Linked DNA regions of Homo sapiens: region 1 is linked to region 2. A link is a contact called in ENCODE Hi-C or POLR2A ChIA-PET data. All regions are on one chromosome and are shown on one strand. Each heading gives the region's core, a stretch centred on a gene start or an enhancer-like site at or near the end of the contact. The rest is flanking DNA. Distances are from core to core; before and after follow the strand shown. Region 1 holds the start of CALD1 (caldesmon 1). Region 2 overlaps BPGM (bisphosphoglycerate mutase).

Region 1 (6,121 bases), core at 2,548-5,047, 110 kb before region 2:
CTATCTGTGCTAGAGTGTTCTGCTGTACTCTGGGCCTCATCTTAGAGCTGGCCCCTGCAAATTGTCAATGTTGGATCAAGAAAGCTCCCTATCCGGTACAGGGATGGGGGAGCTGGGGAAGAGGTTACAGGTGGAGGCCTGGGGGTAAGGAAGTTAGGGATGCAACTAGGGTCGGTTACAGCTGGGAGCACTAAAGACAGAAGCAAAGAGGTGAGAGGCGAGCTCCGTGGAGCAGTCTGGTTTCAATACCAACAGGAACCACAGCCAGGTGTTCCTGCCTTCCTTGCCCTTCCTACAAGGCCCAGGCATGACGTTCCGGGGTTCATTCCATGCTTTTGGCTGGAGGCAGAGAAGCTGCCTCAATTACTTAAGGGCTTTCTGTTGTCAGCACTTTCTCACTGGTCTTATGCTCAAGTGGATCTTTGGATTTCCTGGTGCCTTGTACCACTGATGGCCCATCTTATTCCACTTCCTTATATTTGTGTCCTCTTAGTCTGTGATCATCAAAGTAAAAATTCAGACAACATTGGGATAGACCAGTATTCACTGGACACGGCTCAGGGCTCTAGAAATAACCAGGAGCGAGAAGATATCACTCAAGGGTCCTTAAATACGAGAAAGGAAGAGATCATTAGGGATACTAGGTAAGAAGTGGAGGATACCAGCCAAGATGAGCATAATGTCCAGAGGACTCAAATGATAGGCAGTTCAGGGTATAGAATCTGCAGGGAAGAGGGAGCAAACAGCTTCATCTCATTTGGACGTCTTAACCACTGTGGGACATCGGAGAAGCATTACCAATGTCCGTTCTTCACTCAACAGATGAAGTCAAAAGCTGATGATTTCCTCAAAAAGGTCAGGGTTACTTAAGCAGAGGAACCAATACTAGAACTGAGATGTTGTAGTGGTTCTCATAAGTTAAGCCTGTGCCAAAAGTTTCTCTTTAAACTACCCATCTACTCAGGACTTATGGGCATCTCTCCAATAGCAAACTTGGATTAGCCTGACAGATGAAGGACTTTCAGTAAGGAGCTAATGGTATCTTCTCAGGCCCTAAGAGAACTTAACGCAGAAAACGCCCTTTTGAAGTCTGAAAATTCTTTGGCAGCATCTTTCTAACCTCCTCCTTAGTCCTACCATGCTATTTGCATACCACTCTATCAGCATTTTTCCTGTCCCCCGACCACATTTCTGAGACATGTGATAGACTACAGGCAAATGGGGAACTAGCAAATCTCTTTTCATGCCCATCTCTGAATCACTTTTGCGTCTTGCTAAGGAATGACTAACTGGTAATCATGCTATCAAGAAAATGGCAAATGGAGACAATTACATGTGTTTCTACAAAAATGCCTGCTGAGGTGCATTTTATTTATCAGAACAGAGAATACCTGGGCTAGATTCTGGACCTTTACATGGCTGGCCATAAGATCAACTTATTCTATCTACCTAAGACAAGGAGATTCTCAGGCCAGTCACAGGAGCCAATTAGAATTGTTAATGATTCTCATAATAAGGCAGTTGCCTTACTGTCAGGAAATGCTTTCATGTATCTCATTTAAAATCCTTTAAACTGCAGTTTGAGCCTGGTTCTCCTTCTCCTAACTTTAATATAAGAATTGTGTATTTACTTAAGGCAATCTTTTGACTGGAATGATTTAAATTACACCTTCTATTTGCTTCGAATACTTGAAACAACCCTGCACTTTACTTATGGATCAATCCATTGTACATACATTCCTTGTGTGTCCTAGGATCAACTCTTAGTGACTTTTTGTTCTGGAATTTTGTGATTATATTTCTGAAATGAAAGTTACTGTTTTCATTGTGCTCCTTTGGCCTCACTATGTGGGGAAATGTGTTCTAGGTAACATTCAACAGGAAGGAAGTAGCACAAAGAACTGCCTAAAATTCAGCATAAACTCAAATCCTCTCACTCTATCTCTACCTATAACAGCAGAACACCTAAAGTGTTACTTGGAAAAAAATGAGTGTTTTTATGGTTGTTGGGGGTGGGGAGCCCAAGAGAAGGGGGATGGGGGATCTGGAGAGAGTGGTCATAGCACAGTTTGAACTTTCAGGGATTCGGAGATGTTGGTTTCAAAATGGAATTTATCCTCAAATCCCAAGATTATAGATCTCCTTCCAAACTGCATTCCCTTCATGGTTTAGAGAACAGTTAAAAGAAAAATTGCTCTCCATATTTTGATTGACATTAAAAACACTGTGAAAATAGTTTGGAACTTGATCTCTTCGAGGGAAGGACAGTAATTAAACTATAGCTTTTGCCTGCAGCTTTTCTCTCACACTTACTCAGAACTGTTCCAGGGAAGGAAATTCACAAGGAATTCTGTTCTCATATATCACTTCTAGAAGGAGAAATAGGCATTCCCAAGAAAATTATCCCCAAACTTCTAAATACAAAGAGAAAACTTTATTTAATGAATCTCAACCCCAAACTACCGCATTGCATGGAATAAAATCCAGTTGAATCAGTCATTTGCAGCTGGTAGTCTTTAATAGCCAGCACTACTAAAAAATCATCAGATTTACCCTGCTTGCCATATAGCATCTAGTCTTCACTCAGGTTCTAGCTGTATATGTCTGGTTTTGACAAACACATTAGAAGGATTTTCAGTTTACAAGTCCATCTGCATAGTCCTGTTAATAGAAGGCATCTATAAATATCAAGCACTTTGTTCTCATCCACTTTTTTTGACCATGTATTGCCACAGCACTAAAATTCCCCCACCCCTTGCCATCAGCTCTTTCTAAAAGGAATTCCAGGCTACTACCAACTAGCTGCCTTGTACTACTGTTTCAGACACCCAAATATGTCTATCTAGATATAAAAGCCTGCCTCCTTCCTTTCTGAAACACATTGCCAATCGACATCTCTTTAGATTCTCTAGACACACTCAGGCACACTTTCAAACAGAAAAAAAGATTTCTTAAAAAATAGTTTGGTAGGACGTTAAATGTGCTTTCTAAAAAAACACACCCACTAGCGCATGCATTCTCTTGTTATTAGGTTTTATAGGAAACAGACCAGCCTAGGCATCTTCTGTCTTAGCAAATATCCCATCAGTGACATTAACCCAACCAGTGCTAGGTGCTAGTGATCTCTCCATCTCTGACCGTATTTCCTTGCAACTCTGGAAGTCTAGTTTTAAATACTGGCAGCAGACTATAACGCAAAAGCCTTTGGTTAAAAAAATCATTCCCTTTTGGCTTCTCATCAACCTAAAGGATTGTTGATTTTGTTTTTAAAGCAAAACCTCTTCAAATCTTTGGCAATAAAAGATGCAGAAGAGACTGTGTGAGCAGTCTGGTGCAGTAGGCTTGCTAACACTGGCCTTTGGATATCAGGTATAATCTCATATGGCTGTCCTAAACAAAAGGCTATCCTAATCAAAGTTGCCAGTGTTCCCTAAATGTAAGTCTCTATATGGTCACTCTTCTTGTCCCAATTCTAAAAACAAAACTGGAAATCTCATCCTGTTTGCCTTCCGGGAATATCCGTATGGCAGTGAAGCCCAGTCAGGCTCGGGAGTTTGCATGGTTTATTGCCTTGAACATTCTTGCATCTCCAGCTACCTTAGCCAGGAATGTTGACTGAAAGCCGGAGAAAGTCCCCAGATTCTCTCTAGAAGATAAAAAAGAAAGCCTTCTGTGCCTTACCTTGTAGTCTGAAACTTCTTCCCGAGGACTAAGTCGGAAAGGAAGGACTGATTTCTTTAAGCAGGAGCACAGCCAGAGAGCAAGCAGGCGGGCAGGCAGGCAGCCGAATACACACTGCTCTATTCAATAAAACTCCAGACCGCCCTTCCTTGGCCCCTCCCAGAAGTCCATGCTAAGTGAACACATATCCCCTATGTTTACAGTCGGGAGGCGGTGGTATGCATTGTCCTGTCGTTTTTCTAATAGGCAGCCAATGACGACACCCCAGCCAAGGTGGATGCAGCCTGCCTGTGGAGATGCCTGTCATTCCCTAGGCATGCTCAGGAAATCACTCATCAGAAAACCCAAGACCTAAAAAGCTCTGAAACTGCGTGCACGCTGCCAAAACCAGCCTGCTCCATGCCCTTTTTTGGTTATCCTTAGCAGGGCCTCTGGAAGTGAATCCATTGTCAGGAACAATCATAAGAAATGTTAATCTTGGAGAAAGAGGCTGTCTTGTAGAACACAAATGCAGCAATAAAAAGAAAGCACAGTCTCTGAAACAAAAAGTTAACAGATCAGTTTATTGGGCGTGGGGGTGGGGAAGGCTTCTTACCAGAGGGAGTCTTAATAGTATATTTCTTTTCAAAGTACTTGCACATACAAAATGAGTTTAAATTGTTATGCAATTCTAAAACCTGAAGGAGACAGGACCCGGGTCTGCTGAGCAGACTAAATTCTAGCCTGAAAGAGGCACACCTCCCCAAAATACGTCTGCATGTGTTATAAAAATAAGTGACCAAAGGGAAACCAAAAGCGTAGGTCTTTTTTAGCAGGTAATACTGGCCAGAATAAACCTAAGGTCCTACAGGCTTGGATATCCTCACTGGCTTCACTTTCCTCTCCTTATCTCTTTTGTTTCCTCAGATTTGGTGATGTGGAGATAGTACTAGAAATTCCTAGAAATTGATGCACATCAGAGAGGGTATGAAGAGACCCACCACCTGCTTTGGGCTGGGGTAGACAGATGCATATATCCCGCAGAGGTGACATAATGTTCAGGTGACGTCTTGAAAGTGCTCCGACCAACTCTTCATGGTTAGGATGTGTGCTATAAGAGGGTCAGAATTAGTAGATGCTAATGAGAATTAAGGTAACTGGCCCACACATAGTCTTGTCCTTTTCAATACAGAATTCACTCAATTAGTACTTAATTAAAATTGAAATCCCCTTTTTTTGGAGCACTTACTATTTGTCAGGCCTGGGGATAGGTGCAAGATCTATGTCTCATTGTTATATGTTTGAGACTGTTTCATCACTGACCAAGAAGTTTCACAATATTTTTCCTGGCTAATTACAAGTCCAGATACTGGTCTTTAAAAATGGGAGGTTTTACTATATGCCTTTCCCTGTTTATGAAGATGTGACTTAGAAATGATCTCTGTTTACGAAAATGTCCCTGCCCTTTGTGCCTCTTTTAGAACAGTTGGGAAGTAGCCAGTTCGCACTGTTGGTTTCCTTCTTCAGCCTTCCAGCATTAACAAGTTACCCAGAGGCATCCATATCAACTCTCTACACTCATCTCTTTTTTGGGAAGGTTGCTTCCCTCCCCTCTTCCTGACTGCTACTGCTGCACAGCCCAAAAAACTATAGCTGAGGCTCCCAGGCAGAGGGAGAGATGAGCCTCAGGCATCCCAAGAGGAATGCACTTTCCCAGAGAAAAGAATAAATAATGGTTGGTGGGAATCATACAGTCAATGTTGCATTTCAGGTACACTGTGGCACAAGCAGGCATTTGTGGAACACCACTGTTTATAAAATTGTTCCTGTGGGAAAATGTCTTCTGATCCCAGATAAATGATTTAGAAATAAATTTTCGGAACACGGCCAGTTTTGCTGATGGGGACATCCCATATCTGACAGGAAGGAAAGATAGAATAATACTACATAGTCTGGTAAACTGCTGGGCTTGAACATATTGTAGGGCAGACATCAGGAGTTCAGAAAACAGCTGCAATTGGTGATGTCTGTGCAAAGATATGACCTGTGTCCAGAGACGTTCCGGGTGCATGATCTCCAGGTGGTATTCTCCATAACTCAGTGAGGCCTGTTTGAAAGTGCTATTTTCCATTACCGCTGCTGCTTATATCCTAAACCACACTCTCCCTGCTTGTATAAATAATGCCCTTTGGTGGAACAGCATCAGGGTATAATTTTGCAATCTATGAATAAAATAAATACCAGCTTTCCAGAGGAAAGAAAAGTTGTGCTACAAATGGGGAAAATATTATCAACAGGAAACACGGCAGGGACCTGCATTTTGCCTGGTTTTTAGAAGATAAATGGCTAAATATTTTTGGGTTATGTCTTTTGATAAAAAAAATAGTATGTTTCCATAGATAAATTCTGGATATCTCATATATAGGGTATAGTAGATGAGTGACCACACAACCTATTTTAT
Region 2 (5,816 bases), core at 555-3,054:
GTAAATGTTTATTCAACTGTAAGTAACACTTTTATGGTTTGGCTGCTAGGGTCCAGAAATTATTCAGTAATATGATCCACTAAGTAATTACAGCTGTATTTATTATGTGAATCTACTTTTTACATATAACTAAAGGCTATAAGGAATAAAATGTTAGGCTGGGTGTGGTGGCTCATGCCCATAATCCCAGCACTTTGGGAGGCCGAGGCAGGCAATCACGAGGTCAGGAGATCGAGGCCATCCTGGCTAACACAGTGAAACCCCGTCTCTAATAAAAATACAAAAACAAAATTAGCCGGGCGTGGTGGCGGGTACCTGTAGTCCCAGCTACTTGGGAGGCTGAGGTGGGAGAATGGCGTGAACCTGGGAGGTGGAGCTTGCAGTGAGCCCAGATTGCACCACTGCACTCCAGCCTGGGCAACAGAGCGAGACTCCATCTCAAAAAAAAAAAAAAAAGAACAAAATGTTAATTTAAAAATCCTAAAACATAAAGCCTATATATGAAAACACCCTAAGGACTTTGTCAGAGGTACAGTACAGACAAATTTCAGAAAGAGGTTAAAAGCTCCACAAAAGGACCTTGTGTGTCTCATTCACATATAGGTGCTATATCCCTTGTACCATGAACAAGACCTGATTTAGTGAACCCTAGGTGCAAACCTGAATTGAATAAATTCGAACTCTCTGGGTTTTCAAATTAAATCTAGTCTTTTATTGTTGAAGCCTTGATTAAACACTGTGCTCTCCTATGACCTTACCAAGAAAAAAAAAGGAGAATTAAAAGAATCTTAGCCTTGAACAAAAAGCTGTTTACATCTAGTGCCAATAAAATAAACAATTCAAATTAAATGGCTTTAGATGTTCTTTGATTTTCTCCAAAGTGTTCAAAATCTTTGAATTTTAGAAAACCAGAAGAGATGGTCAGAGAGACAGAAAGATTCGCTACAGGATGAGAAGGAAAGAAGAAACCCCAATTCGGTAGTGTATACTCTTTGGAATTAGAAAAAAAAGGGAAACAACTCCAGTCAACTCATTCATTTAATAAGGTGCCACCCATTCATTCCTCACTTTCCTCTCCTGGTCAAGTAAGTCACAATTCAAACCCCACCGACAATCTGTGATAAGAGTTCTGTATTCCTTTATGGCCAATAAGAGCTGAAACTAGAGATTCAGAGTTTCATAAATGATCTATTTTTAATTTTAATTCTTTAAGATCTGAATACTATATATGTAAAGATATGCTAGGGTGATTTGAATAACACGATAAAATAACAGCCACTAATTTAGAGTAAGGCAGAGAGAAGAATCCATTCTACGTTTAATTTTATAGTTAAAATAGCCTATAATGTTTAAAAAATAAAGGGTTCTATAAATCAATTATTATAAAAGAAAGCTTAACCACACCAATAGGCAACTACTTGCCTCACAGAAGCGAGGCCTGAATTGGCTGCTTCTGAAAATATCACACTAAAATGCCAAAGGTAACCAACTCATCAGTCCCCGTCCCCACAGCTAGTCCCAGCTGACCTTTCCTCCCTGAGTCTCTAATTTTATCTCAGCACTTCTGTGCCTTGCTATGTATGCAGCTGCACACAGGTCTTCAGGGATCAAGTCTGTCTTGCATGAGTGTCTTGTGTGTCACTCTTACTCCAAACTTGAAACTGCCTCGTCCTGTGCTTAAACCCAGACTAAACAATCCATTTCCTCTGGCAAGATGCAGACTACATCCAGTGTTTCAGTTTGGTACCTGGCTTTTCCTTGGACGTGCGCCAGCAGGAAACAAACAGGAAGTGACTATGCCAACCACAGAGAATGAAACACACGCCTGTCTGGAACGCTACAGTACAGGATGCTTTCAGATACTTAGGTCTGCGTTAGATGTTTTCACGGTGGTGCTTTGTGAGAAGTGTGTCTGAACCAGTCAGAGGTGGGCCCTGCTTTTTAACCTGGACTTATTAGCATAATAATGGTACTTCTAAAAGCCAGTAAAGCAGTCCCTTAAGTAGGCATTTTTTTACTATATAATATTCTGTATGTCTTGTTTTGACTTCTTCCGAAAGCATTAACTATCATCAGATTAAAAGTAAAGCAATCTCAAAAGCATATATGATTTATGAGCAGAGATATTATATAAATAAGTCATTTGACAGGGGAGAGGTCATCCCCATCAGCCAGGAAGCCTGTCTTAGGCACTGACATGTGGTTTCAGTGTTTGCAATTCTTATACAAGAGTGTTATCTAGCTCCGAATCAGTATCACTTGCCTCTCAGTGTACCATTCATCTGCGCTGACTCCAGGAGGTCCTTGTTGACCCGCTCCTAGACTAGGTTGTTACAAGAGAAAAAGGAGGGGATGGAAGGCCCAATTAAGGCTAAAGAAATTGATGATAATAAGCAGAGATAGTCTGGGATAAAAAAATAAAAAAATAAAAAAAACCTTTATTAGAGGAGCTTTCAACCTATAACATTAGCAAGATTCTCAAACATAACTTCTCATGAAGAAGGACTTTAAAAGGCAGTTCCCTATAATGACCATGGTTTAGGTGCTAAAGTCAGAACCAGATGGCTCCTGAAGCCTTGAGAAAGCATAACAAATGCCCTCCAGGTTAGTTTTCAAAGGCACAGATAGGTGCATATAGCAAACCTTCAACCCTTCACTTAATTCTCCTAATTGACTAATGTAGTCTATTACCTTTGTGAACAAAAGGTAAGGTCCCAATTAAGGCAATGGTGAGTTCACTGGATAAAGCAAGTCTTTTTTCAGGTATAATTTACATATAGCAAAAGTCACCCTTTTTAGCATACAGTTCTATGAGTTTTGACAACTGCATACAGTAGTGTAATAACCAATCAGGATATAAAACAGCTCTATCAACCCCTTAAAATTTCCTTGTGCCCCCAGCAGCCTACTCTTACCCCACCAATCTGTTATTTCCCGATAGTTCTATATTTTCCCAAATGGCACATAAATGGAATCATACAATACACAGCTTTTTTAGCCCAATTTCTTTCACTTGGCAAAATGCAGCTGAGGTTCATCCATGATGATGGGTGTATCAATAGTTTGCTTCTTTTTACTAAAGCAGTTTCTTTAAGCAAAACAGCTTAGTGATCAATGATTGATCAAATGAAATAAAAAATATGACCAGGATATACTAAACAGCAAAGTAAAACGCAGTATTGAACCATAGCTTTCCAGTGAGTTCAGAGCCATGTTCTAGTTCCTACATAAAACAACATGTGTACGTAAAATGCCTAAAACTGTGCTTGGCATGCAGTATGCACTGAATAAAGGTCATCCCGTATAGCTATGCTAGAGTGTGCCATTCAGACCACAATGTTATAACAGCAGTAATAATTTAAGACTCAATTAGTTGCATTAAATTACCTTTTTATAGTTTACCTGCCATGGATGTTCTTGACTCAGCTTCTTAAAACACAGTATTCCAAACAAAGAATAGGTCAAGGGAAAGGCTACCTTTTAGAAAAAAGTTTTAAAGCCCAGGTGATAACTGTGTGTGGAGCCTCAGTGAACTGAGTTTTGAGTAGAGTTCTTGATGCCAACTAATTACCATGATCACGGCCAAGGAATCTAGAGTCTCTTTAGATTTCAGTTTCCTCCAACAGCACCTGTCTTCTTTTCCACAAATGGAGAAAGCATCAGTCAGGATATGACTGCCTACAGTGTCATAATATCAAATATCTGAGAAACAACTAACATCTTCAGAACCAACACTCTTTACTGTTGAGGTATATGGATGACACCTCTAAGACTAGACCTAAGAGGAGATGAGTAATACTAGCATACTCTTAGTAGAAAGATCTTAAAGCAATTTGAGATTTCAGCATAGACCAATATTCTAATTAGTTATTTAACTGGGGTCATGATTCTTCCCACCCTAGTTTTCAAACAATAAGAAAGTATTTTTCTGATAGGACAGTATGCTGTCATTGATGCTATCCGTTACCACACTCCGCCCCAGTAGGTAAAACTTTTTTAGCTTGTCAAGCAGTTTAGAGACAAAATAGGGAAAAATTACTCCAGTCCCTTGAAAGAGCCCATTTTATATGGGAGAAGTTTACATAAACATCTCTAGAAAGCACGGCTTGGAACCAGATGAATCTGCAGCCACAAGTGTTTTTACTTTTATAATAAATGCAAAGAAATTTAGCAACTTTTGTGCTTACAGGAAATATAAAACCCTGGTTATGCCCATTTCTAGATTCAATTCTTAACAGTAGTGAAAGCTAACGTCTTCATTTTTACGTTTTTATTTTTCTAAAATGGGGTCTCACTATGTTGTCCAGGCTGATCTCAAGCCTAGGCACAAGCAATCCTCCTGCCTCCGCTTCCCTAGTAGTTGAGACTACAGGTGCGTGACCCCACACCCAGCTCAATATTTTTATAGTGAGGTAACCACATAATTTATCATCCAGACTGGGGCACTTTTGAAAGTAAAAGGAGATGCTATTAATAATTACATTCGGACAACAGGCATTAACCACAAAATGGGCATGTATGATCATGTAACTTGATAGTAAGCATAAATTGGCAATTAAGATGGTAACTTATATTTTGTACCACCATAAACACATACACATGAACTGGCAAAGCAGTCCTTCCTATAAAAGAAAACCTTTATTTCCCCCCTAAACAGTAGGGGAGATTCACTTAATTTTTTGAGTCTTGAAAAGTTAGCATCTAAATCCAATGAAATGCTTTCTTTTAGGTTGGTAAGTTACCAAGAAGCACACAAACCCTGTAACTTGAGCTGTGGAAAGTTAGACATGCAATACAAGAGGACTAACATTAGATTAACATGCCTATTCTGGTGAGTGAATACATCTACAATCAATTTTGAAAGGGCTAAAATCTCACTAAATTAACAGAAATGATGTGAAAAAAATATGATGACATACTATGTCTTCTGATCTTGAGAAAGTCACTTATGCTTAATTCTTGCAGTTGTGAAAAAGAATACTTGGGACCTTATTTTTCAATAGACACTGTAAGAGAAACTTTACTAACACAGATTGACATTTAGAGACAATAACTTATGCAGTGATCCTGAAATCCAATCCAGCCTATTTCATGCACATGACATAATTTCTTCCATGTTAGGTGTGGGAGTTAAGTCACAGTAGAGAACTACAGCAACATCTAAGAACTCCATTAGTGTTAATTGGAGTACCACCAGGAGGTACTATAGGCCAAAAAGGAACAAAGTCATCATATCCAGAATGGGTGAGAATCAAGATTACAAACCATCCTTCTATTTTCCTGTGGACAAATCCGGATCCTCACATCCATTCCATTAGTTTTCTAGGCTATGGTCTTATCCTAACTGCATGTTCTGGCTTTTCTGCCATTTTTTCCCTCTATCTGCCATCCTCCTTGGTCATCAACCCCATCATTTTTATTCTCTACCTCTCTCATAGATACCTCCCTCTCTGGCAGCCCATGTCTTTTTCTGTGTTCACATACTTCCTACTGAAGTCATTTCCTACAATTTACTTCTTTCTACACCAACCCCACTGTTTTACATCAATTATCCCCCAAATAAAAACATTTTCTATAAAGCCTGTTTATGGTAATAGGGATAGGAGTTATAATGTAAGGCTACTTTAAAATGTCATTAATGGCCAGGTGCGCAGTGGCTCATGCCGTAATCCCAGACTTTGGGAGGTTGAGGTGGGTAGATCGCTTGAGGCCAGGAGTTCGAGACCTGCCTGGCAAACGTGGCAAAACCCCATCTCTACTAAAAAATTACAAAAATTAGCCAGGTGTGGTGGTACACACCTATAATCCTAGCTACT

Evidence for each region. Hi-C counts contacts between places; a loop is a spot of excess contacts on that map. ChIA-PET counts read pairs that join two places held with the same protein, here RNA polymerase II (POLR2A). Pooled maps may share reads with other maps.
Region 1: a map of endothelial cell of umbilical vein shows a loop between it and region 2 (7-fold over the local background). The contact joins the promoter of CALD1 here to the enhancer-like site in region 2. A Hi-C loop is called at or near these places in 1 of 168 maps with a recorded cell type or tissue (endothelial cell of umbilical vein) and 2 of 50 pooled maps. POLR2A ChIA-PET finds 5 or more read pairs at or near these places in 4 of 52 experiments (AG04449, Caco-2, PC-3 and 1 more).

What each region holds. Positions count from the first base shown.
Region 1 is chr7:134,777,310-134,783,430 of GRCh38, reverse strand. It overlaps CALD1 (caldesmon 1), which reads right to left and starts at 3,797. Exons shown (of 15, transcript NM_033138.4): 1 at 3,682-3,797. The region is part of intron 1 of LOC124901750 (a long non-coding RNA gene); the gene reads left to right.
Region 2 is chr7:134,666,004-134,671,819 of GRCh38, reverse strand. The region is part of intron 2 of BPGM (bisphosphoglycerate mutase); the gene reads right to left. The region is part of intron 1 of LOC124901750 (a long non-coding RNA gene); the gene reads left to right. Among named protein-coding and RNA genes, the nearest start is that of BPGM, 22 kb to the right of the region's middle. Within about 2 kb of position 1,804, at least 11 of the 41 ENCODE cell types and tissues checked have a DNase peak (open chromatin) inside an H3K27ac peak, as active enhancers do; they include endothelial cell of umbilical vein, where a contact is called at or near this core.